Regions from separate parts of the Homo sapiens genome. Here region 1 is linked to region 2. Evidence: chromatin loops called from intact Hi-C (ENCODE). Cell type or tissue: HCT116. All regions are shown on one strand.

Evidence for each region. A loop is a pair of places that touch in the nucleus more often than their neighbours do. Peaks named below come from ENCODE experiments on the same cell type or tissue, not always from the same donor. Only the 100,000 strongest peaks of a DNase experiment are listed, where the experiment ranks them.
Region 1: it touches region 2 in a loop (10-fold over the local background); 44 of 110 quality-filtered maps call a loop at or near these places.

What each region holds. Positions count from the first base shown.
Region 1 is chr11:16,878,592-16,886,591 of GRCh38, forward strand. All of the region lies in intron 3 of PLEKHA7 (pleckstrin homology domain containing A7), which reads right to left. Among named protein-coding and RNA genes, the nearest start is that of SNORD147, 43 kb to the right of the region's middle. In HCT116, CTCF peaks have their summits at 2,980 and 4,807 (motif pointing left); DNase peaks (open chromatin) are centred at 2,971 and 4,770.
Region 2 is chr11:16,783,674-16,791,673 of GRCh38, forward strand. It overlaps PLEKHA7 (pleckstrin homology domain containing A7), which reads right to left. Exons shown (of 27, transcript NM_001329630.2): 20 at 7,338-7,526; 21 at 7,125-7,242; 22 at 6,102-6,205; 23 at 5,423-5,623; 24 at 2,556-2,714; 25 at 27-160. Among named protein-coding and RNA genes, the nearest start is that of C11orf58, 49 kb to the left of the region's middle. RefSeq lists enhancers at 6,872-7,372, 7,373-7,873. In HCT116, CTCF peaks have their summits at 2,017 (motif pointing right), 4,869 (motif pointing right) and 5,073; DNase peaks (open chromatin) are centred at 2,038, 4,588 and 4,818; H3K4me3 peaks cover 262 bases; H3K27ac peaks cover 1,929 bases.

The DNA.
Region 1 (8,000 bases), 95 kb after region 2:
ATGCTCTTTCCTCCGGATATTTGAGATGGAGTCTCACTCTTTCACCCAGGCTGGAGTGCAGTGGCACAATCGCAGCTCACTGCAACTTCCGCCTCCCAGGTTCAAGGCGATTCTCCCTCTTCCACTTCACAAAGAGCTGGGATTACAGGCATGCACCACCACGCCCAGCTAATTTTGCCTCTAAATGAACTAGCTAGCCCTACAGAAATCTGGACTCAAGTAACAGAGACAAGAACCTAATGGTCATCAGCCATCAGAAGGCAGTTGGCTTCTATTCTTACTGCCAGTGCAAGGATGAGACACCAACATGCCAAGAACACTTCATCCTTGGCTCTCCTGAACTGTGTTACAATATAATTTGGAGAAATTAGCCCTCCCCTACAACTTCCTCAACTCCCCTGTAAAGGAGGGTTAATACACCCCACTGAGAAAATCAAAGAAAGGAATGCAAACACCTGATAGGAAATTACTGCGTGATTAAAAACACACAGAAGGATAATATAAACATCACCTGTATCTCCTTTGCGTGAACTGGGAGAGTGTTTTGGCATGAAACCTACAATTTGGTGACTGATTATATCCTCGCTAGTATTGCTCTCTGCTTATTTCATGTGTGTTTGTTCTCCTCCCTGTCCCCTCCCTTCAAGTAAGATCCAAGGGTTGGGAGGAGTCATTCCTTACTCCTTACTTATCTCCTACAGCAAAGAAGAATATTCATGGAGTAGGCACTTGAACCCCTTTACTTCAAAACAGCCTGAGCACAGACACATCACCTTCAGGGAGAGGCTGTGCAGAACCGATGTCATTTTCTGATTTCAGCAGCACCATGCATCACAGAGCCCTCAAAGATACGGGGAGGCAGAAGGCCACAGGCTCTGAAGACTCCACCAGCCCTGGAGAGCATAGAGCAGGGCAACTCTAGACCTTCCCCATTCCCATACCGTCCACATCTGGCACACACTCCATACCAATGTGGGCAGCGACATGGAAACCCTGTCCAACTCCAGACCCCCCACCTGAGGGGCAGTTAGTAACCGTGTTCAGTGTCCAAATGTGCCAAAGGGAACAGAGCCTGGCACAGGCAGAGCTGGGCATGAGGGAGTCACAAAATTAACTGAGCAAACTTAAAGCCCTCACAACTTGCAAAGAGGGAAGTCCGTCTTTTCCAAGCTCTAGATTTAACAGTCTTCTGGCATGATTTGCAAACCTCTACATTTCATTAGGTTCTCTTAAGTTCTCCAGAGTTCTGCAGATCCACTCAATGGCCAATTCATTTTGCAAAGTACTCTTCTGACTGAGTCACCAACACCGCAAGACTGTCTGGCCCCTGAGTTCCCACATGGAGCCCCATGACTTGGGGTTGCTACTTGGTGAATAGAAAGTTTTAATTTTGATTTCACAGGATCCCAGCAGCCATGAGAACATTAAAGCCAAGATTCTGATAGAATGAGCAAATCAAACTCAGAGAGCCCTTTCCTAATTTTCTTTTTTAAGGAAGTTGGCAGAGGGGCAATGTGACAGGAGCTGAGTACCAGCTTTGTCACTACCAGCTAGCTCTACAGCCCAGGCAACTACTCAACCTCCCTGGGCCTCAGTTTCCTCATCTGTAAAATGGGGGGTGCAGGTAGGTTCTCCATCTAGAAAGGCCACACAGGCCTGCAGGAAGCCCAGGCAGATCAGAGCCACACAAACTGGAATTCAAATCCCAGCTCTGCCACACACTGGTAGTGCATGACCTTGAGCGAGTTAGTGGCTTTTCTGAGTTTATCTGTAAAGAAAAGATTAATTCCGACTCTGCATTGTTGTTATAAAGAACACTGATAACATCCCAGCCCACAGTAGACACTTCAACCTTCAGTGCCTGCTATATTTATCTTCTGCTAACTCTAAAACTGCACTCCAATAGAGTTGTTTTGCCTTTTTCCACATTGCAGACTCCAGCATGTTCAGCCTGCTCTAGGACAGAGGCTCAAGAACACGCTTTCTTTTCTTCCCTTTGAGTTAAGGCACAGCACCCAGCCTCCTGTTTAAATTTCTATTTAAAGAACTCACCTGGCAGGCAAAGTGGTTTAAGATCAAGAGGCACCTTCCACCAGCCACACTTCCATCCCCGACAGGTTCAGAAACTGCGGCCCGAGAAAAGCCGCATTCTATAGAAGTTTTCAAACCTGTCCTGTGAAACATTTTTAATCTTAGAACACCCAGTTTTATGCTTCCATTTAGTACACTTAAATAAGTCAGTTTCCCCAACTGTAAAATGAGAAGGCTGGAGCAGGAGATGTTTCCAGGATGTTCCCTCCAGCTGTAGCATTTTAAGATGCTGCGGTTCATCTCAGACTGTCATCCACAGAGCTACAGACTGAAATGTAACAACACTACACACAACTGCAAACACAGAGACAGAGGCAGACCAGTTGTCCTCCCCAACCTCACTTGCCAACAAAATACTCTGTAATAACATCAGGGAGGTGTAGTTAATGATACTTATGTCTTATTTATGCCCAATTACATTGGATGGTGGTTGTTTTTATTTAACTGTAGGTGCTCCCAACCATCGAAAACTCCCTTTCTCTCAGTCATTACTTGACTTTCATGAATCAGAATATACCACAGCAAACTGAATCCCTATGAAACCAGTACAGGACTAACCTGCTTTCTTGTTCTTACCGGAAAAGGCAGGGGACACACTCACCCTCCCTTTGGGCTCCACGTTCGGATAGTGTCTTCCCCAGCTGCACCACCTTATTAAATCTTAGGTTCAGGTCAGACAGGGAGGGAGACTCCCAGCCTGCCTGCTGTCTCTCAATTTCGGTTCTTGAGCAGCTGCCTCCCAAGGTGTTACAAATCCAGCAGCCACTTGTTCCTGCTCATTCATTCTCGTTCCTCTCCACCCCCCACACAAAATCTGGCAACCAGGCAGGAACACAGTTCCAGCTCTGAGTCACTGCCCCACTGTGGCCAAGGGGAGCAGTGGCTAGAGGTAATCAACCAGGCAAGCACTTCATGTCTCTAGAATCCAATTCTTCCGTTCTTTGAGACCGTGGGGTTGGCTGCCCCTCTAGAACCAGGACATAAAGAAACACCCCTATCTACAGCTCTGGAGTCAGAACAAATTGCTCATTCAGGTTTGCCCTACCATGCTGAGCTGAAATCAGCCCCAAAACAGAGCCTATCTTTGGTGAAGAAACAATGGCTCCTTATCAATATTTCATACCAGTCAGGGCAGGGAAAGGTTTGAGTGGTTACAGGTCAGCAAACCCACTCCCCCTGGTAACAATGATTCTTTCCTCAATGCTTGGGATGGCTAAGGTTCTCTCAGCACCGATTTAACCATGTGGCACTCACTCCCAGAACAGGTCTGAAAACGAGAAGGGCAGAGGGGTTAAAAAGAGAAACCAGGCACCAAAGTGAAAGATCAACACTGTGGCTCTTTTCATTGCAAGCTACGTAGTTCTACAAGTCACAGTGCAGGTGACACTTGAATATGAGCTCCATGGGGCAGAGACTAGTGTTTTCACAGCTATGTTCCAGGGCTTAGCATAGTGCCTGGCACATAGTAGGTATTCCACAAATATTTGAATGAAAAAAATACAAGGGGTTTTGTCCTGAGTCCACTTAGGATGACTGTATTACTAAAACTCGTATCCATCTTTTCCCTTTTAGAAACCTCCATATCCTTCATAACTCCTAATACTACCTGTAGTGAATGTTCCATAAATCTTTAAATGTGGAGATGATTTACTGTTAAACCAAAGAAGCTCAAGCTTTAGGGCCCCTCACTTTCACAAGCCTCCTCCAGGCCCCAGGAAGAGCCCTACCAATGTGTTTACATGCTTTCTGCAATTTTATGTATTTTTAAAGAAAGCTCCCCAAACTATCATATTAAACACCAAGCCCTACAAAATACCGAATTGCCATAGCAGAATGAATGAATGACTCACAAGCCATGCTGGCATATTATCCTAACAAGGGCATTTGCTTGGACAGAACTGTTTTGGTCACAGAAGAGGTATACCCTAGCCTACAGACACAGCCTAATTAATCACAAGTCCATCACTAAAAAGACTGGATTAGGTTTAAGAGCACAAACCCCACACATTCAACACTTATTAAAGCCCAACTATTTGCTTAGCCCTCTGAGTGCTTTGGAGAAAAATAATGATTAGATCATAATCACCCCCACAGAATAGTAGCTTATAATCCAATAGAATAGACTGATATGGTCATAAGTACATATAAATATATATTTCATATGTATATACACATATTCACACACACACATACACACACACACACAGAGTTCAGAGTGGGTGTCGTCATAGAAAAGCAAAGCAGACCTACTTGCTATGTATCAACCTAAAAGGCATAACACCCTAGAAGGTAAATTATATTATCTTCATTTCACAAAAGAGGAAACTGAGGCCCAAAGGAGTCAAGGGCCGTTCTAAGATCATATAACAAGCAAGTGGCAAGGTCAAAATCCAAGTCCAGATCTGCCTAACTCCAAAGTGTGGGCTTGTTTCTAGTGGCTACATGTCAGTCAATGGCTAGTTGCTGTATAGAACCTCCAAAATGTCTTGGGAGATACACTGGCTTTGGAGGTAGAGAAACCACATCGGGCACCAGCAGAAGTTGGCAAGCTTCGAAGACTCACACTCTTAAGAGTGGAGGAACAGGAAATGCGAGGAGCTTATTCATCAGTTATATAGAAATAATCCTTGTTCACCAGGAAACACCCTAGCAGGAATTAGTGACAGCTATCTTGGGAGCCAGCAGGGGCCACATGAGAGGCTGCCACCCTGTGGCTTTGTCTCCAAATTTCCTCATCCTTGTTACCAGTTTAAGCATGCTGGAGCACTGCTCTTGTTCCATTATCTCCTGCCCAAACACCCTCCATGGCTCCTCATGTTAAAGCCTCTTTATCTCTCACTGCTTCCTGATACTCTTGGCTTCTGTCAACTTTAACTGCCCACCAGTCCCCAAGTCATCCTTTCTTTTCTACCTCTGGGCTTTGGCTCCTTCTGTCCTTTTCCCTAAGGATTTCTGCCCAATCTTCAAGGCTCCTTCTCTTCCAAGTAGCCCTTCCTAATCATGCCAGACCACTCTAATTTCCTCCTTCCTCAACATTCTTAGCACTGAAGGCTTACACTCTTCAGTATTAATATATAGCAACACTCCCCAATTGTAACATAGAGGAATTATACTTCCCAACAGCTCTTTTCATTTTACTTTTCAAAAATTATTTAAGTACTGCATGCTACAGAAGGGTATGAACTAAAAAGCAGTTCCTTTTCCTGCCTCCAATTCAGTGTCAATCCCAGGGGCAACTACCTTTATCAGTTTCTTGTATATCCTTTTCGGGTTTTGCACTTACAAAATTTTTATGAACTTAAAATTTTATATATATATCTTTTTAGAAAAAAATTCACAAATAGAATAAAATTGTACATATCATTCTATAACTTGCTTTTTACTTTACATATATATCTTGGACTCCTCCATATCCATACACAAGGATGAACATAAACAGCCCCCTCCACACACAGGTTTCCCTAGGACTCCCACACCACTCCAGTCCTTTGAGAGATGATCCACAGGCCCATCCCATATGCCAACCTATCCCAATATGCATCAGAGACTTCAAATTCATGACCTGAAAACCAATTTGTCCCCCAAACTAGTTTTATTTGAGCTACTCAGATTGTAAAAAATCAGCCAAAGTTTAAAAACAGAAAAATTTCATATAAAATTTCAGCTTAGGCTGGGCACAGTGGCTCATGCCTATAATCCCAACACTTTGGGAGGCCAAGGCAGGCAGATCACCTGAGGTCAGGAGTTTGAGACCAGCCTGGCCAACATGGTGAAACCCTGTTTCTACTAAAAATACAAAAAAATTAGCCAGGTGTGGTGGTGGGCACCTGTAATTCCAGCTACTCAGGAGGCTGAGCCAGGAGAATTGTTTGAACCCAGGAGGCGGAGGTTGCAGTGAGCCGAGATTGCATCACTGCACTCCAGCCTGGACAACAGAGTGAGACTATGTTTAAAAAAAGAAAAGAAAAGAAAAGAAAAAGAAAAAGAAATTGAACTTATGTTAGAAAACAAAAAAAAACAAAAACTGTCGCAACTCTGGGCCCCAAGGAGAGGCAGAATGACCTTTTTATTTCCATGCAGTCCTCAACACTCCCTGCTGCTTCCCAGTGTTGAGGGTGAACACCTAGTGTTATTTATCATCACATCTAACATTTCTAATTTTTTTACAGTAAAGAAATTTCTGTAAATATAAACAGAGTGTTATAAGTACTTCAAAAACAAATTCAAGAGCATAAACACCACAGGCTGCCTTTTTGTTATCTGCTAAGCCTCTGTAGACGTCTGAGTTTGTAACTCCTACTTTGTACCAACATCACTGATTCCAGAGAAGACCTTCTTTTCATGAAGAAGATCTGTTTTAAGAAATAAAGATTTCTTGCTGGCCATGGTAGCTCATGCCTGTAATCCCAATACTTTGGGAGGCCATGGCAGGTGGATCATTTGAGGTCAGGAGTTCAAGACCAGCCTGGCCAACATAGTGAAACCCTGAATACAAAAATTATCCAGGTGTGGTGGCACATGCCTGTAATCTCAGCTACTCAGGAGGCTGAGGAAGGAGACTCACTTGAAATCAGGTGGCAGAGGTTGCAGCGAGCCAAGATCAAGCCACTGCACTCCAGCCTGGGCGACAGAGTGAGACTCCATCTCAAAAAAAAAAAAAAAATTCATATGTAAAAGTAAAAACTAAAGCAAGATGCCAGGTGTGGTGGCTCATGCCTCTAATCCCAGCACTTTGGGAGGCTGAGGTGGGCGGATCACTTGAGGTCAGGAATTTGAGACTAGCCTGGCCAAAACAGTGAAACCTCATCTCTACTAAAAAAAATATATATATATTAGCTGGGAGTGGTGGCGGAGCCTGTAATCCCAGCTGTTCGGGAGACTGAGGCAGGAGGAAAAAAAAGAACTAAAGGAAGATGACAAAAATTGGCCCAGAATTTTCCCTGTCACAAAAATCTTAAAAAAAAAAAATTATTCCAACAGTGGACTCACTCTTAACCTTCTCTAACTGAGCTTTTGAAAGGTAAACCCCGGCCAGGCACAGTGGCTCACATCTGTAATCCCAGCACTTTGGGAGGCCGAGGCGGGCGGATCACTTGAGGTCAGGAGTTCGAGACCAGCCTGGCCAGCATGGTAAAACCCCATCTCTACTAAAAATACAAAAAAAATTAGCCAGGTGTGGTGGCGCATGCCTGTAGTCCCAGCCACCAAGGAGGCTTAGGCAAGAGAATGGCTTGAAACCAGGAGGCAGAGGTTGCAGTGAGCTGAGATCGCGCCACTGCACCACTCCAGCCTGGCAACAGAGCAAGACTCCATCGGAAAAAAAAAAAAAAGAAAGAAAGAAAAGGTAAACCCCAAACCAGCCAACAGACTGTTTCTTCCACAGAGTGAAAAATCCAGAAAGATACCACCACCAATTCTATCCCTATAGAACCCAAAGGAAGAGTGGTACCAGTGGATGCAGCCCTAATGGCCACCCAAAGAGGCCACTGGCAGTAGGCAGAGACTCCTGGAAAAGAAAAGCATCTAACCAGATGCCACCTGGAACAAGATCACAGACCTCTCCCAACTTGAAAAATATAGTCTACTGTGGTGTTTATAGCACAGGCCCTGGAGTTCAGCTCTCCACAGTTGTCCACATCATAGATAAGGAAACTGCTCCAGAAAGCAACTGCAAAAAGTTGCCACCATTTAAAAAAAATAATTGATTCAGCTAGGTATTCAAAAGAAATCTTAAAAGGCACACAATTGCTGGGCGCAGTGGCTCATGCCTGTAATCCCAGCACTTTGGGAGGCTGAGGCAAGTGGATCACCTGAGGTCAGGAGTTCAAGACCAGCCTGGCCAACATGGTGAAACCCCATCTCTACTAAAAATACAAAAATTAGCAGGGCATGGTAGCAGGCACCTGTAA
Region 2 (8,000 bases):
CAACACTTGAGCAAGCGAGGGCTGACCTTGACCGGGCGAGGATGTTGCGGATCTTCTCGGCTTTGCGGTACCGCGCCTGCAGCTCCTCAAGGCTGGGTGGCTCTTCGGGATCTAGCTCCACGTAGCGCTCAGGGATTGACACCTTCTCTGGTTTGGACAGCTGGGGAGAGGCCAGGAGGTGGCAGAGGGAGAGGCTCAGATGTCTGGGTTTAGGACTCGCTTTCCCCACCTCTGTCCCCTCCCACCATGGGAAGCAAGCAGAGTCCACAGAGACTAAGTAACTTGCTAAGATCACAAAATTAGTCAGTTGTGGAATCCAGGTTTGAACCTGAGTCCGACTCCAAAGCTCATGTTCCTTCCACTCCACCAGCCAACCTCCTACAGGCTGGGGGAAGGGAAGGGCGAAATAACTAGACTACAAGCTCTCAGGATAAAAAATGATCATCCTTAATGCCACCGTCAAGGCCCTAAGTGATCTGACCCCTGATGACCTCTCCAGCCACTGATCAACCAGTCCCTCCAGTTCCCCGCCCACAGTGGGGCCTCTGTTCTGTCTGGGAAGCTCTTCCTTTTGTTCCCTTGACTCTCATCTTTTCAACCTCACTTTGAGGATCCTTCTCTGATCCCCTCCACCCCCTCACTTTCCATTCACCATTGTCTCCCTCTGTCTAATGCAGGGACTTAGTACTTAGTAGCCCTCCAACTAATTCTCCCTGAATGGATGGATAATGGATAAATGGATGATTGACAGGTGGGTGAATGAAAGGATGTGATGGTGCTTTCTGTCCCTAAAAAAGCTCTTCTGATCTAGACAGGAGGCAGCTATGCTGAATCTACTGCTGGCCAGAGGAAAATGGCCCCAAATTTCACCTCACCAGCATCTCCCGTGGACCTAGTGGCAAACTCGGCTTGGTGAAACCTTGCTTGGACTAAGAACACGAAAGGAAGCTTCTGCATGCTCCAGGAACTTTTTCCTCCCTGAATTACAAAAGCACACTAAAATGGGGTGGGTTGAAGCTCCTAAAAACAAGCTTAATCCAATCCCAGGGCAAATCAGGTCATGGATTTAAACCCACACGCAGCCCTTTCACTCTGTTGGAGATGGCAAGAAATAAGCTCTTCTCTGTTACTCCAATGAGGACAGATTTAGAGGAAGGAAGCAGATTACATTGTAGCAGGAGGAATTTAGGTTAGAGATAAGGAAGAACTTTTTCCCTGGGCTGGCAGGCAATCAGGACACTACAGAACACACTTCCCCTGCCAAGGCAGCATGTTGGGGCTTCTTTTGTGAATCTGAGAACGCACAGACCTTTGGCTGTTTCAGATGGCAAAGGAACAAGGTCTTGGGGCAGGGGACCAGCCTTGTTAACTCCTAGAGCCCCAGCAGACCCCAAAACTCAACAACTGTACAGGCATCTATCTTATCCACACACTGTTCCTTTGTTCCCAAAGACCAGAGGAACCCCTAACATACTGAGTCAGGTAGATACCATTGGCAAATCAGCTTGTGAATGGGCCTGGCACCACCTCTTAAGACAGCAGGAAGGCTCTGGAAGACACAGGTCCTCCTCAGTTCTCACTCTCCTATCACACAGACCTGGGGGAAAGTTTTATTGAGGTCTCGCCTCGATCCATCCTTCATGTGGTGAGAACATTTCCTCTTGTGCAGTTTCCAGGCAGGCCAAGTCCTTGTACAAATGCTTTTGGTACATTTATGGGTCACTGTGTGATTCATTCAACACAGTCAAAGATGCAGCAAAGATGTACCACGTACCCACTGTGTGCCAGGCCCTGTGCCAGGGACTAGGGATACAAAGGTGAACCAAGCAGCCATAGACGCTGCCCTGAAGAGCTTAGGAATAGCATCGACATAGGCCACAGGAGACAATCTACGTCTTGAAGACACTGAGTGTGTCATCCCGAGTTCCCTTTCTCTCCCCTTGGGTAGAGACATTTCCTGATGGGTAGAGATCCAGGAGTTACTTGCTCTCCTGGGCCTGCCCTGTCATGATGCATGTGAGCCACCAGAGGGCACCAGAAGAATTCAGACCAGAACTCTGCACTGTCTCCTAGCTTCTACCATGGCTGGAAATTTCGCCTGTGATTTTCAAACCTGCCCCCCATTTTCCCCTAGTCAGACTGCCCAAGTTGGCCTCACCAGCCAGTTGAAAAGCCAACCCCTGGTGTTGCAGGGAACATTTCCTAACAATAACAACTGCTGCTCACGTGCCTACTATGTGGCTTTGATCGCTAAACCTCCCAAGAACATGTGCAGTTACTTAATCCTCTTCACAACCCACTTCACTGTTGAGGAAACTGAAGCACAGAGAAGCTAAAATTGCAATTTGCCCTAAATTACAGAGAGTTTTGAACCTTCATCGAAACATCTGGCCTCCTTTCATTGCCTTAAGCTGCTATCCATCCATCCTCCTAGGCCACACTGAAGCTGAGCCATGTCCCTGTTCAGGATGATACCCCACAGTGGGAAGGTGGATCAGGCTGGGAACTTGAAGGCCATGTCTCCTGGAGGACATGAAGGAAGTGCCTGCCCTCACCTCTCTGCTGATGTCCAAGTCATAGTCTTGAGGCTCCAGGTCCAACTCAGTGACAGGCATGGCCTGCACTTTCAACCAGCCATTCTCCTCCTTGTCCTTTTTTTCCCCTTGCACGACCCGTTCCAGCAACTGCAGGTCAAAGTCCTGCTCACGCTTCCACTGGCAACAGAACAAGAGGTTAAACGTAGTCGCTTCCTGATTGCTGAAAGAGCCCGGCTGGTCACCTTTTTCCATGGGGTCCTTTGGAAGATGAACCTGTGATCCCCTTAGGGAAAAGCTGTATGTGCAATAGAGAATGAAGCTGCTGTCCCCTTCATATGGGCTGTTCCAGACTGCTAAGTGCTCTCTGATCTGGGTTCCCAGAGGTTTCAAACATACACCCTTGGGGCACAGGTCTAAGACTCATGACTTCAGGCTCACAGTGGTCCCCAGGGAAATAGAAGGCTCCCAGAGAGGGTGACCTCCAAACAACTTGGGACAGAGTTCTAGAGAAGGGATTTGTCCCTTCCACTCTCTACAGCTGGTTCAGGAGACATACGTCCCAGGCTCAGAATTAATGGAAAAACACGCCCTTCAAGGCCCTGCTAAGCAAGAAGAATAACCAAGGATCTTTCTATTGGGAATTTTCAACAAGATAACATTCGTAGGTGGGGGATCTCGCACTTACAGTAGGGCTGGGGAGGTACAAGCAAAAGCAGCTTGGAGCCAATGAGGCAGAAAAACTGCTGTATGAGACCCATCTATTTGAGATAGATGTTTTCTTTAAATTAGAAAAAAAAACTAAATCATATAAAATTGAAATGCTAAATCAAATGGAATGTTTCTAAGGCTGTTTCACAGTATCAACTTTGTAACAAGCTTCCCAAGAGGGAAAATCTAACCGATAAGATCCAACCATGACTGTCCAGCTCCGTGGTGACTTCCTGTTGACCCAGGACCTGCATCCTCACAGGCCTTTGACCGCTGAGCAGGTTGTTGAGAACAGAGCAGGCTCAAAGCCTCTCTTCCCCTGAGCAAAACCAAAGCAGATGCTTATCTATCCCAGGCCATCTTCTCTCTCCCATCCATCCACCTCAAAGCCCCAAATGGTCCTGATTGTCTTTGATGCCTCAAGTCCCTCCAGAACCCCAAACCCAGAGCCATATTCGCACATTTCACCCATTCATGCACAAGCTCTCAATGACTCCAAATCAATGTAATCACTCTTAGGTGATGGTTTCCAACTATTGTTGGAAAGGATTAGGCAACTGAAGTTCCAAAGATGAAAAAATCAATTTAATGATTCACAAAGAAAACACTCATTTCCTTACACGCTCACAAATGCTCCAAATAGAGACAAGTCCTCATTTAAACCCAGCCTGATTGTTTCCACAAACAGGAAAAGTTCACTAGACTCTATAAGGTATCCTGGGGAAGAACCACGCCAATCCATTATTATTAAGCAACATGTTTATTGGCGTTGATGCAGAGACTTACACAAGTCTTCTTTTTTAAGAGAAAAATTACAAGGTATTCAAGTTACGATTTTTAGATAATCTCTACATTTGAGACATCAAATTATAAAAGGTCAGTGTTACCCCATATGACATTTGTTTTAAAAGTTTAAAGGTTACCAGGTTTGCAGCTTTTAAAGATATGAATGTCCTGGGCCTTACCCCTTTGGTGTCTGAGCTAGCAGCTGCAGAGAGGCCCTCTGAATACACAGTATATTTTGCTATCCCTTCAAGTTATTAAATACCAGAAACACAAAAGGTTTTCCATAAGAAATTGTGTGATTGGACTACAGGAATTAAAACCGAACAACCTCAGTCTTGGGAGAATGTATTCAAACGTGCAATCTCTGAAGTCCCTGTCTACTGTCCAGGTGTAAAGCATGGATTTTTATAAATTAATAATGCCCAGACCTCTGCCAATGACTGTGGCGTCAGGCAGCAGGTTGGCTCAGGCTTGTGGGGTGGCTTTTGGGACAAGTGAATTATGAGTCAGTAGGCCTGCATGAAGAGGGCAGCAGAAAGGTGAGTCACATCTGGGAACACTCAACAGGCTATGGAGACAAGAACCGCTATTACAAGCCCGGTAATAAGTAGCACAGGCCAGTTAGAGCATGTTCAATGCAAATCAGAAGCTTCTGTAAACACAATCAGGCAGGATTAGAGAGGCAATGAGCGGTAACACTAAAAGCAAAGGAGCTTGTGCAATGAATTAGGGAAAGAACAATCAGGCTAGAGGTTTAGGGAAACATGGGATTTCAAACAACAGGGAAAAGTCAAATGGAATGTTTCCAAAGGGACCTAAGGTGACTGTGGACAGGGCGCAGCGCCAGGAAGCGCCACCAGGGGGCAGCACAGGCCTCCCCAGCAATCCCAGACACCCTGAGGCCTCTGCACTGCAAGCCCAGGGAGACCAGTGGCCCTTGGGGCAGGGGTGTGACCCCGTGCTCCATCACCCTCACACAGCATCTGCTGGCAGGTCTGGGAGGCTGATCAGTTTGCTTGTGCTTCTAACCAAATCATGTCACCATCTTCCTCCTCTCCTCTCTGAACCCTGTATTCCCAGGTCCTGAATTCAGCCGAGATTCCGAACGCCTGCAAAGGCCCCTCTCCATCGCGGCTGGGAGGACTGACTGGGTATTTCCTCAGGCTCCTGGGCCTGTTTGATCCTCACTCCAGCTCTGGTTCAGGTCACCCTCTGACCAGGCATTCGTCCAGCCTGGGTCGTGGACAAACAGCCCCGTGGGGTGTTCTCTGAACCATGTAGGTCAATGGACAGCTCTCTCACTGGGAGGTGTGATGTGCTTGTGTTTGGGGGACTCTGAGGGGCACTCGGCTCCCTGTCCCTGCCCCGCTGCCTGGCCCCTCCTAACATACTGAGCCAAGATCTCCAGGGAGCGGCCGGCTGAGGTAGCGAGATGAGGGCAGGCCCGTCCTCTCCCCTTGGCCCAGTGTCCTCTTGCGCTCTCGGACCAGGGCCTTCTGGTGTCGCTTCATGCGCTCCAGCTGCTCCTCTGCACTCATCTTGCCTCGCTGGTGATCCCCTGAGTACAGGCGCTCCAAGGCACTCTTAGGTCTCTGAGGAAGAGGAGGCAGGCAAGAGAGACACAGAACAGCTGGGCTGGGCACGCAGAGGACAGCCACCCTGCTGGCTGCATTCCCGTTGTCTCTCTCTCACACACATGCACACTCTAGTTGGGCTCCTCTTGGCCTTAGAGAACTATTTCCTCTAAGCAACACGATGCCCCCAACCCTCAGGAGCTTTCTGAGTAGCACCCATTCTGCAGATGCAGACACTTAGGCTCAGGCCTGTCCAGTGAGGCCAGAACCCAGGGTGCAGGCTTCTTGAGCTCCCTCCTGCCACCCTGACAGGCCAGAGAGAAAGGCAGGATGCCCTCCTTGGTGGACAGTGGGTGACAGGGAGCTCAGGAGGGGCTGAGGCCACCCCAGAGGCCATCCCCAGGGCTGAAGGGATGGCCAGTTACTGTCCCCCTGGGAGACCCTCCCTCCCCATGTGAAGGAGCAGGGAGGTCCTCGACAGCTCAAGGCCACTCACAGGGAAGGTCGCCTTGCTGCTTTCGGCATTGAGACCCCTCCGGAGTGTGACGTAGGGAGCAATGGTGGACGACTGCTGGAGCCTTGACGTGGACCCTGAGAGCCCTTAGTGAGGAAAGAGAAGTGCAAGCATGTTTGTGCTGGGGTGGATGGGTCCCTGCTTCTCCCTCATCACACATTCTTGCAGGAGTACCAAGAGCACCCAGTCAATGACCCACCCTTATTTCTCTTCTTCCTCCCCAGGGCATGGAGGAGCAAGGTCCCCAATAGAGGATGGGGGCCAGCCCAGGGGTGACCTTTGTCCCTGATGGGGGGCAGTGTCCCTGCAGATCTGTGGACCACCCCAGGCTTCCCTTACATGCAGATGACTGGGCTGCCTGGCAGGTAGAAAGGCTGGCGGGGCAGGAATGCCTTTCACCCCCTGATCCATTCTTAGGCACCCTGCACAACCCAACTTGGGGTGAGGAGGACAGTGAGAAGGACACTCAACTGGCAAGAAAGCATTTAAGGAAAGGGCTCACTGAGTCTTAGAGTGGCACTCTGGAAGGTCTGAGATGGCCAAGGTGGTGGCAGCCACCCAGCACTCCGGCCTACAGGGTGCAGTGACTCTGGAGCCAGAGCACTGGGATTGTCTTCCGGTTCCACCAATGACCAGCTAATTGGCAAGTTATTTAATTTCTCTGGGCCTTAGTTTCTGTGTCTCTAAAATGGGGATGACAGTACTTTCCTCATAGGATTGTTGTGAATATCATGTCTATATAAAGTGCTTAAACAGTGCCAGGCTTTCTAGTAACTGCTATTATCATTGTTCCTGGGGACAGATGTAACAAAAGAGGAAGAGAATCAGGATGTGGGCCAGAGGAAGACAGGCCAGGTCCTCCCTCTTGGCATCCCAGACCCCCCTGACAGCTGCTGCTCACTCCTAGGCCTAGAGCTGCAGGCAGAAGGGTACGAGGCACCAGCTGAAGGCTGGAAGCAGTGTGGTGGGATTCCCAGAGAAACTCCAGGGAGGGCCCTGCCTTACCTCTGCCTGGCAGCGTCTGGTACCTGCTCTCAGGGCCCACAAGTCCTAGGGAGGGCTGGGCCATGTCCCCGCTGAGGGTCGCCAGCTCAGGCTCACTGACATACGACCGCAGCTCCACCTGTGGGCAGAGTCCCAGGTGATGTGACCTGCCAGTGTCACACCCCTTTACCTCTCCCCACATGTAGAGTGGCAGCCCCAGGGTCCCCCGCTCACCCTGGAATCCCCATTCACACACTGCCCCAGCTCCCGGTCTCGCTTCCTCTCGTCTGACTGCCGCTTGAGGCCCCGCACAGATGTGTGCCGGATGATGGTGGCCTCTCTTGGCAGAGGCGGCACAGCCGGGGGCTGGTCCTCTGGGCTGTAGAGTTCGGGGAGTGGGGGCCTGGGAGGTGCTTCATCTTCCTGCTGAGAAAGAGAACCAGACCAGTGGTCAGCGAGACGGAGCTGGAGGGAGGACTGCTAGGTACTGCCACAGTGGAGGTTTAAAGGGTAGGAACAGGCCACATCAGAGCCACAGAACATGACTGCCTCAGCCAAGGAGCACTCACACTTCCCCTGGCGGAGCAGTGAAGAAGGGACATGCTCTGCTCCTCTATCCCCTCAGAGGTATACAGTTTCTATTCCTCCAAGTGTTACCTGTATAACTGTGTCCTGAAACCCAGGACTCAGGTCTCCTGGGTCCATGCCCTCGGTGCTGTGCTGAACTGCTCCCTCCGCTCATCTGGAGTGCACATCGCAGGCAGGCTGCTAACCCTGCCCTGACTTCCATGCTTATCACAGCACCACCTACCTGGAGAGTAACATCTACCCACTCAGCAGTGCTCAGCCTGAGCCGGCTCATTGGCCCTACACGAGCTCTGGCGCCTTCAGCAAGGT